2 separate regions of the Homo sapiens genome follow, and region 1 is linked to region 2. The links are chromatin loops, found by intact Hi-C in ENCODE. Cell type or tissue: chondrocyte. All regions are shown on one strand.

Evidence for each region. Peaks named below come from ENCODE experiments on the same cell type or tissue, not always from the same donor. Only the 100,000 strongest peaks of a DNase experiment are listed, where the experiment ranks them.
Region 1: a loop joins it to region 2, with 2.3 times the contacts of the local background. A loop is called at or near these places in 5 of 110 quality-filtered maps.

What each region holds. Positions count from the first base shown.
Region 1 is chr21:31,281,475-31,286,474 of GRCh38, forward strand. All of the region lies in intron 2 of TIAM1 (TIAM Rac1 associated GEF 1), which reads right to left. Among named protein-coding and RNA genes, the nearest start is that of TIAM1, 60 kb to the right of the region's middle. In chondrocyte, a CTCF peak has its summit at 2,962; no DNase peak of the experiment used is centred here.
Region 2 is chr21:31,332,040-31,337,039 of GRCh38, forward strand. All of the region lies in intron 2 of TIAM1 (TIAM Rac1 associated GEF 1), which reads right to left. Among named protein-coding and RNA genes, the nearest start is that of TIAM1, 9.7 kb to the right of the region's middle. In chondrocyte, no CTCF peak of the experiment used is centred here; a DNase peak (open chromatin) is centred at 2,845.

The DNA of each region.
Region 1 (5,000 bases), 51 kb before region 2:
CAGTAGTTTAATGACAATCAGGAGGTTTTCCTTTACATTGAGCTTAAACAGTGGGGGCAGAAGTCTTGGATCAAAATCCTAAACATGTATTTCATATGCAATAAGCACCAACAGCCTTTAGCTTTTAACAGTCATACTTAGACCCCAAATCAGTACTGACAGATAAATAGGTGGATGGTAGATGGGTAGATGAATGGACAGATAAGTGGATGGATGGATGGATGGATGGATGGATAGATGGACAGACGGTGATGGATAATAGATATATGGATGAATGGTAGATGGATGGATGGGTGGTGGATGGAGATAGAGATATGGATGAATGGTAGATGGGTGGATGGATGGATAGAGTGATAGTGGATGGTGAATGGATAATTGATGGGTGGTAGGTGGATAGATGGATGGTAGATGGGCAGATGGATGGATGTAGATGGATGGATCTAGCACATTAGAAAATTTTAAGTGGCTCAGAAATTAAAGAAGTTTCATCACTTTTTAAACTGTTACTTAAGAAAAAACTTGGGAATGACTTCTAAGGATACACAATTTAAAAAGTAATAGGAGGAATGAGGGTAACCATGAATATCCTGTTGAGCTACACATCTAGCTCCATTTAACAGTAAGCTTTATAACAGCCAAGTCAAATAGGAAAAACATGGCAGTTGTAAATTTCACAATGTCCAAATCGATGGCTCAAAGGAAGCACAAAAGTTCTTGGTTCTTGGTACTCGGATCAAACAGGCATCTCCACTGGTGTTCCTCTGAGGCCACTGTGATATGATGAGCAATGCTCTAGACCTCATCCTTCCACGGAGGCTCAGTGACAAATTTCATAGGAATGTTTCTTGTCTTGAAAATTATTTTTTTAAAAACCGCAATTCAGCAGCAAGCAGCCGTCTTGAAGACGCAGGATACTGCTGCAGAGTGGACAGACAGTGTTCCTTCCAGGAAATTCTTCTTGAGCACTGCCTGCCCTCCACGGAGTGCAGAAGCATGACTGAGTGGGGGTGACCTTGAGATGGACTCTCTGGCTCACAGCTGATTGTAGCTGGGACATGCTGACAGATGACCACACCCCATCTGGTGTAAAGCCACTGTTTTCACCAAGGGTGTGTCTGTCTGGCTTCTGTGAAAGCTGAGATAGCAATAAGGATTCATGCACAAAGCTTCCTACCTTCCCACTGACGGCCCTGGGGCAGGGCCAGGACTCCCAGTGAAAAACCAATCCCTCCGAACAGATGAATGAGCCATGATAAGGGCCCCAAGTTCCTACTCCATAAAGCATGAATGAAATAGTTTTAGCCCCACCATATTTCAAAGGCAGGTATAAAAAGACACCCAAATCAGAAAATTATTAAAAAGTCCCCAGAACTTTCCATATCCACAGACTGCCCTAGTTTTGGGCAATGTTACTTCCTAATGTATCCAAATATATCCTAAATAAACTAAGCAAGAGAACAGATTCATACAATCAATATGTTTAAGTCAACCACAAGTTGGGAACTATCTAAAATCATAACTTTAATTTTAGAGCGGTAAATCTTTGACAATACTTAATCAACAGGTTCAGCCAGGACAGACATTACCATATTTCTTAGAAGTAAAGTCGGTACATTTCAAAGTGAAGTTACTATGTATGTCAACTTAGGGCGAGCTACCATTTATGGAAAGCTTACTATCTGGCTGGCACTGTGTTCATGGCATCAGGCCAAAGTGCTCTTTAGACTTCCCCTAAGTTCTTGGTGTTTATCACCTTGCAACTACACCTTTGACTGACAGCTGCCAACATACTGCAACACTGACACCACATCACTTCCTGCAAAGCTTCCTCCCAACAGGGTTTAGAAGCCACCAGACCCCCAAGGGCTGTGTTACATGGCCAGTGTCCAAATCTCCCAAATATTCATACAGCCTGACTCTAGGAATGGTTCAAATGAGGCCCCAGCTCGCTGAAATGGATGTAATAACTTTCTCAGGACACACCATGAGAATCATGTGCTTTCTCCAAAATCCAAGCAGCATCTCTTTTCCCATTTCTTTCTTTCTTTCTTTTCTTTCCCTTTTTTATTTATTTATTTATTTATTTTTGAGATGAAGTGTTGCTCTGTCGCCCAGGCTGGAGTGCAGTGGCATGATCTCTGCTCACTGCAACCTCTGCCTCCGGGATTCAAGCAATTCTCCTGCCTCAGCCTCCCAAGTAGTTGGGACTACAAGCGCACATCATGCCCAGTTAATTTTTGTATTTTTAGTAGAAACGGAGTTTCATCATATTGGTCAGGCTGGTCTCAAACTCCTGACCTCAGGTGATCCACCCTCCTTGGCTTCCCAAAGTGCTGAGATTACAGGCATGAGTCACCGCGCCCATCCCCTTTTCCCATTTCTTAAAGCCGCAAAGCTACTGAACACTTGGGAATTCCACCCAACACTCCAAGAGTAGTTTCCATGGAATGCTAGAACACAGCTTTGGGCTCGCTCTTGGCTCCTAAATTCCAAGTTTCAGTCACATCAAAAAAGCACGCTTACATCGTAAGGCAGGGTAGAACATTTGATCCCCAAAGAAAATAGAAATGGAGCTGAATGTCATTAACTTCTAATGCTTAGATCTGTCCTTTGCTATTTCACCACACTGTGGCTTAACGTACAGGGTGTTCCCTGTGAGAGAACTAGGTAATCTAAGCTCGTGCAAGAAGACAGTGGGAGAGGACAGTATTCATTCTCAGTGTTTTCATACCTCCTATGAAACATAAGAGAGTAATAATCCTTAAACCGCACACCAAAATAATCGCCTCAAGAACATATCAACACCTTGGTTTAGAAGAGATGTCAAAATCAAATCACTTTATCCAACAACTCATTTTCCAAAATTGAGCCACCCTTAGGTCTCTTCCCTTGGACAGAGCTGCCTCCCACTCCCATGTAAGTTGTAGAAGCTGCAACAGGCACAGGAGGAAGCCACACTTCCTAGGACACACAGCAGGGGGGGTGGAGGGTAAACAGAGCTCCTCTTTCACTGTCAAAGACTGAAGTTCCAGGAAAGGAATTTTTTTATTTTTTATTTTTTTGAGATGGAGTCTCGCTCTGTCACCCAGGCTGGAGTGCAGTGGTGCGATCTTGGCTCACCGCAACCTCCACCTCTCAAGTTCAAGTGATTCTCTTGCCTCAACCTCCCGAGTAGCTGGGACTACAGGCATGTGCCACCACACCCGGCTAATTTTTTTTTGTATTTTTTTTAGTAGTGATGGGGTTTCACCAAGTTAGCCAGGCTGGTCTTGAACTCCTGACCTCAAGTGATCAGCCCACTTTGGCTTCCCAAAGTGAGGAATTTGGTTCTAATTCTCTGTTTTCCAAGCCTGAAGTTCAGCCTTGAGCCAGCCTGGAGACAAGGGAGTCTCCATTCCAAGGGACATGGCCCAACATGGGAAGTCAGGGAAAAAGGCACCGCAAGGGACTCTCAGACTCAGCAGCTTCTGTCTACCTCCAAGACATTCTCCAGACCTGCCCCAGTGACCCAAAAGCACGAAAGTGCAACCTGCAATTTCCCTGATGGCCTCTGACCCCTACAGCCTGGCTTCCCCTAACCTGTTCCCTTACCATGCAGCCAAGAGGAAAGTCTTTCAGCCAAAAATACAGTCAGGATATCAAGAGGTCCCCTTCCTTCATCAGGAAGCAGAACAGGATGTGGTCATCAGCTATGATTTCATTCCCCAAGCCACCCCCCCAAGCCAATTCCCAACCCATAGCTGCCTTCGCACACAGAGGGGTGTGGCCACTCTGGAATCAGGGAAGAGCTTGTGGGGGGGGCGGTGAGGCCATGAACTCAAGAGGCCAGGGTGGCAACTAAGCCTGTTGGCAACAAGGGCTGGGACTGCCTGCATCCAGACAACAGAGAAGATAATCCCAAGCACTGCTGGAAAGGTCACGGGGATGGGGTGTGAAAATCTGCCTTGTTGTCCCTGGATGCTTTGAGCCTAAAGGGCCCATCCAAAAAGAATCACTCCCCCCATGGACTTGCTGCTTTCACCTTGGGGCTGTCTCTGCTGCTGTTGCACTTGTGTTGACGGCATGAAATTCTTTTAACAGAACATGGTTAAAGAGAGATTTCACGCCAGGCATGGTGGCTCACATCTGTAATCCCAGCACTTTGGGGGGCCAAGGTGGGTGGATAACTTGAGGTCAGGAGTTAAGAGTCCAGCCTGTCCAACATGGTGAAACCCTGTCTCTACTAAAAATACAAAAATTAGCTGAGTGTGGTGGCCCACACCTGTAATCTCAGCTACTCGGGAGGCTGAGGCAGGAGAATCGCTTGAACCCAGGAGGTGGAGGCTGCAGTGAGCGAAGATCACACCATTGCACTCCAGCCTGGGCACAGAGTGAGATTCCGTCTCAACAAATAAATTAATTAATTAATCAATTAATTAAAATAAAAGAGAGAGTTCAGTCTTCCAGATAATGAGAAAGCTTTTAAGGCTATGACATTGTAAGTGGAGAGGAAGAAAGAGAATCTAGAAATATTAAGTATGTAAGTGTGTGTATATCATTGATCAGCAACTTAATTTAATAACTAAAAGGTATTGGGCAAGTATGATAGTTGGGAAATAAGAGTTTCCATATGTAAAAAGTGAAATTGTAATAGGATCCTGTGTTGCACCATTGCTAGGGGGATATTATGAATATCATCAACCTTGATATGTGTTTAGGTAGCATAACCTAACAGAAGGATTTTAATCAAAGACTAAATAAACATCGCAGTGCAGCAAAGAATATTGCATTTTAAAGTTAATGATTTAAAAAAATATTTAAAGGGTCCAGGCACAGTGAGTGGCTCATGCCTGTAATCCTAGCATGTTGGGAGGCTGAGGCAGGAGGACGACTTGGGCCCAGGAGTTCGAGACCAGTCTGGGCAACATGGTAAGACCTCATGTCTATTTCTTTAAAATAAAAATATTTAAAGGACTGGGCTTGGTGGCTCATGCCTGCAATCTTAGCACTTTGGGAAGCCG
Region 2 (5,000 bases):
GTATATTTTCCCATTTTATTTAATTTTTCTGCTCTCAAAATTACTTCCAGATCCTATTTTTTCTTTAGTTTTCATTTTCATCCTACATGAAACCCCCTACTCCTGGAGTAAAAAGGAAAGAAAGAAAAGGAAACAACCACAAGTTAACACGGTATTTTAAAATACAACACCAAAAATATAAAATCCAGCCACGGCATCTGAGACTGAAAGAAACAAATAAATAATGTGTAAATAAATAATGCAGCACTATCAAGCTAAAAGTTGAGTCTTGGTACATAATATCCATATTACAGGCTTTGCCAACTATACAGAGAGAAATTTCTATACACTCAAGGAACCTAAGGATGCAACTCACAGCCCTGAGCAACAGGCTCAACTAAGGTTGAAGAGTCAGGAAGAGCCCAGGATAAGAACTTTGGTCTCCTGACCTCTTTCTAGCCCAGTGCTCACCTTCTCATATTTCATATTAATGAAATACTAACTAGCAAATAATGATAATCATTTTGTTTAAACATACATGACTGAGCTTACCAGAAATACCCTCACTCACCTCACTCAAAAAAACTTTTTTTTTTTTCACCAAAAGAGAAAAACCACTGTGCCCTGAGCAGGAACCATTTCTAGCAGTATCAACACTGCCACTGGAACCACCCAGAGAAAATGCTCAAACCACCACCAGGGAACTCGCGATAAAACACCCACACTCACATTCACACTATGTATGTGATCATTAAAATCACCCTCCAATGATCTACAAAAAAAAAAAAAGTCTGTTGGTTAGAGCTCTTCATGACTAAATGGCTCATCAGACATCTGCCCAAACTAGATTCCTCTAAATATTGAGAAAGGTGAAGCAGAAACACTAAGAGTCCACATTGGTTTTCTGTCCCAACTCTTAAAAAGAACTAAATAAACCAGGCATGGTGATGTATGACTGCAGTCCCAGCCACTCAGGAGGCTGAGGCAGGAGGATTGCTTGAGGTCAGGATTTCAAGGCCAGCCTGGGCAACATGGCAAGACCCCATCTCTCAAAAGCAATTTTTATTTTAAATAAATAAATGAATTAAAGATTGTAGATGCACTGTTCACTACTTGAGCTACCAACACAGGGAAATCAGGACCACAGAGGCTAGGGTTTCTCAGCTGCCCCGAGGGCTGAGGATCTGGGTAGGTGTGGTTTGTCCGCCTGGGGGCTGCTGAGCCTAGTCCAGGCACTTTACTTCTCTCCAACTCCGTTTTTTTCAGCAGTAAAACTGGAATATTAACAGCTCATTGGATTACTTTGAAGATTAAATGTCCTGACTCTTCAAATTTATCAAACTTCTAGTTTATACCTCTCATTTGAACCCTTCTAAACTTCTAGTTTATACCTCTCATTTGAACCCTTCTATGAACTCTCTTTTTGTTTTTTCTTTTGCGACAGGGTCTGGCTCCGTCTCCCAGGCCGGAGTGCAGTGGCGCAAACATGGCTCACTGCAGCCTCAACCTTCTGGGCTCAAGCAATCCTCCCGCCTCAGCTTCCTGCGTAGCTGGGACCACAGACATGCACCACCACACCCTGGCTAAGTTTTTTATTTTCTTGTAAAGATGAGCCCTCACTTTATTGCCCAGGCTGGTCTCGAATCTCTAGGCTCAAGTGATCTTCCCACTTCAGCCTCCCAAAGTGCTGGGACTATGGGCATGGGCCATCACGCCTGGCCTGAACACTTATGAATTCTTGATGGTATATCTTTTCTTCCCTTCTACACTGTAAGCTACGCTGTACCCCAAAGATGATATTCTACACTGTATCCCAAAGATGATATTCATAGCTACCCAACAAATGATTTGTTGAAAGAATGAATAAATGAGCTAACCATACCACCCTCCCCCCCAAAAAATTAATATGAAGCATAGTAACTAGATGTCACTCTCCTAACCTGAATACATTACCTTACCTTGGCTTGTTGAGACTTCTGCAAATACATTAGAAAGATAAATAGCAACAGTTACTACGTAGAGGTGAAAATCGGAAACGCTTCCAATCAACGCTTATGGCTATAGGCTTTTCCACTTCGATTCAACCCCACGCTTGGTTTGCATGCAGGCAATTGCAACAGCCCCTAGTGTTCCATTCTAAAGCTGAAACCACGAAAAATCCATTTTATTTTCACTTAATGTCAACTCTTGTGCTTTCTTTGAAGAGGGATTCTGCTGCCTCCAGCCCTCCCCACCTGGGTGCTGTTTCTTTATTATCCCCACCTCCCCGCCTTTTTTTTTTTTTGACTTGGGATCTCACTCTGTTGCCCAGGCTTGAGTGCAATGGCGTGGTTCTGACTCACTGCAGCCTCAAAGTCCTTGGCTCAAGGGATTCTCCCCCTGCTCAGCCTCCGGAATCGATGGGATTTTATGCAGGAAACACTGCACTCGGCTGTTCTTCATCAATGCTTCAGTCCTCATTACACATATTGATGCTGTTTGATCAGCAAAAAAATCCCACTGATAAGGGCACCTAACTGCGCTATCTTGACTCTCCGGGGATTTCAGATACCCTCACCTGCGCCTCCAGTAAAGCTAACCCAGGCCTCTGGAAAGAATTTTTTTCTAGCTCTGAAAGTAGTTATCTGCAGCCCATCCCTCCCTTCACAGCCCCCACATGGTTCATTCCCATCCCCATAAGCAAACCGAACTCTGCTGAGCATCAGTTCGGAGCAGAGAGAAAAGGCTGTGTGCTTTGAGCAGACTGGCTCCTTCCCAAGCTAAACACACTTATGTGCATCTGACTCCATTACCGCCCCAGCCTGCACATGTACCAGGGCGCCCAGCCTTTCCGGAGGTGAGCTTGTGTTTACCCACTGCCATGGGAGTATTTCCCAGTCAGCCTCTCCTCCCCACAGTGGAGACTGGCTGCAACCACCCGACCCCCAACCCAGGCAACCAAATGTGACATCCAAGGAGTTCCCGGAGTGGCCATCTGTCCCTGCCATGCCAATGTTTACGCGACATGGGCAGGAGAAGGACAGGCCAGGGAAGCCTCCAGGGTATCTTGCATCAGACCCAAGGCATCCACATCCCAGGCCGTTTGTGCCACAAAACAAAAACAGTGAAAGAAGAGTCCTCTGTCTAACCAGAGAGGTTCCCGGTTCCTAAAGAGAAGCATCCATCTCTTTAACTTTCCTGAGGGTGTTCAAAGAACCAGCCTGATACGTTTCACCTGTGGACCAACATCTAAAAATAAAATGAGATCCCTAATTTTGCAGTTTTTAAAATATTACCTCACCCTCCCCACCCTCCACAAAGTGAAACCTAAACATGGTATTTCAGACAATAATGACTTCAACAAGCTCATGAACAGTGAAATGCTAGGAGGAATTGGCTAATGTAGAAAAGATTTAGATCAGAAATAAACTCAAGCCAGGTGCGGTGGCTCATGCTTGTAATCCCGGGAGGCCAAGGCAGGTGGATCACCTGAGGTCAGGAGTTCAAGACCATCCTGGCCAACACGGTGAAACCCTGTCTCTATTAAAAATACAAAAATTAGCTGGGCATGGTGGTGCACACCTGTAATCCCAGCTACTTGGGAGGCTGAGGTGGGAGAATTGCTTGAACCTGGGAGGCGGAGGTTGCAGTGAGCCGAGATCACACCACTGCACTCCAGCCTGGGTGACAGAGCGAGACTCTGTCTCCAAAAAAAAAGAAAAAAGAAAGAAACTCAAGAGTCTCCAAATTCTAGAGTTAATATGACCATTAGACATGCTCATCTAAATGTCTCTGTTTATATTCACAACCGGAGGTCAAGATGTGTGGGAACAGTCACGAGTTTAGAAATCAGATAACACACAGTTCAACTCCAGGGTCACTGCCACAATAGAGTGATTTTAGTCAAGCTACCTAGGTTCCACCAAGTAGACTTGGAGATGAGAATACGCACAGGCTCAGAGGGGCTGTGAGGTGCAATCATGTATTCTGTTAGAGATCACAAAGCAGAAGTATGCCAGGCACACAGTAGGTGCTCAATGTTTGCATCTTCCTTTCCAGCCCTAGCCCTCCTTCCATAGCCTTACAATGTCGGGGGCGCACCCAGGAGGCAGAAGATGTCCAAGACAGAATAAGTGAAGACAGACGCCACTGGGGAGCGTTCGGCCGGCCATCAGCTAAGACTCAGCGCACTGACTCTGCTGGGACATATTTCTGTTATCTTTCGAATGGGGACAAAAGATGCTTGACATGTTTCACCTACCATTTGCATGAAATCTGTTGAACTACATCTGAAGTACTGGGGGAGAATCCACATTATTCATCACATAAATGTGCTTAAACTCCCTCCGGGGGGAAGATGGGCTAGCCACTGTGCCTGAAGCCAAGAGATGACACATCCATTCTATGACTCAACTTGAGCAGCTGCAGTGTGAAAATACACACACAGGCTCACACAGAAATGGGCTAACAATTTTTAGAATTGCCCCTTGCTTTTTTTTTTTTTTTTTTTTTAGTTTTGCTCTTTAACCTCATTACTTTCCTTTGCTCACAGAACCTGGAAGCAACGTTGACATTTCTTTGGACAGCTCTGACCGGGTTTTAATCCCAAAAAGAATCCCTTAACACTGTGGCACATGAGGCACAGGGCACAGTCACAGGTCTCAGGGACTCATGATCCTACTTCAGGGAGAGCTCAGAAGGGTAACATCATCTGAGAAGGAACACTGGTTCCGAGGGGCAAAAATCACAGTGGCTGGGGCAGTCCAGAAAGACAGCCGGGAGGAGGTGGACTTGAACTGACTCTGAAGGAGAGGTAAAATCTGAATCGGCAGAGAGCAGGCAGGAGGCCAATGGGGGTAACCAACAAGGACAGGTGCCCTGAGACAGGACTCAGGAAAGCTGACTCTGGCGGGCTGTGTGGCCACTCGTTCAGCTAACATTTACTAGGCACGCCATGGCAGTCACTATAGCCATGCTGGGGCAAGTATAAAGAGAATCCAAGCAACCCACCCTGGAGGAACACACAATAGCACGGTGATCAA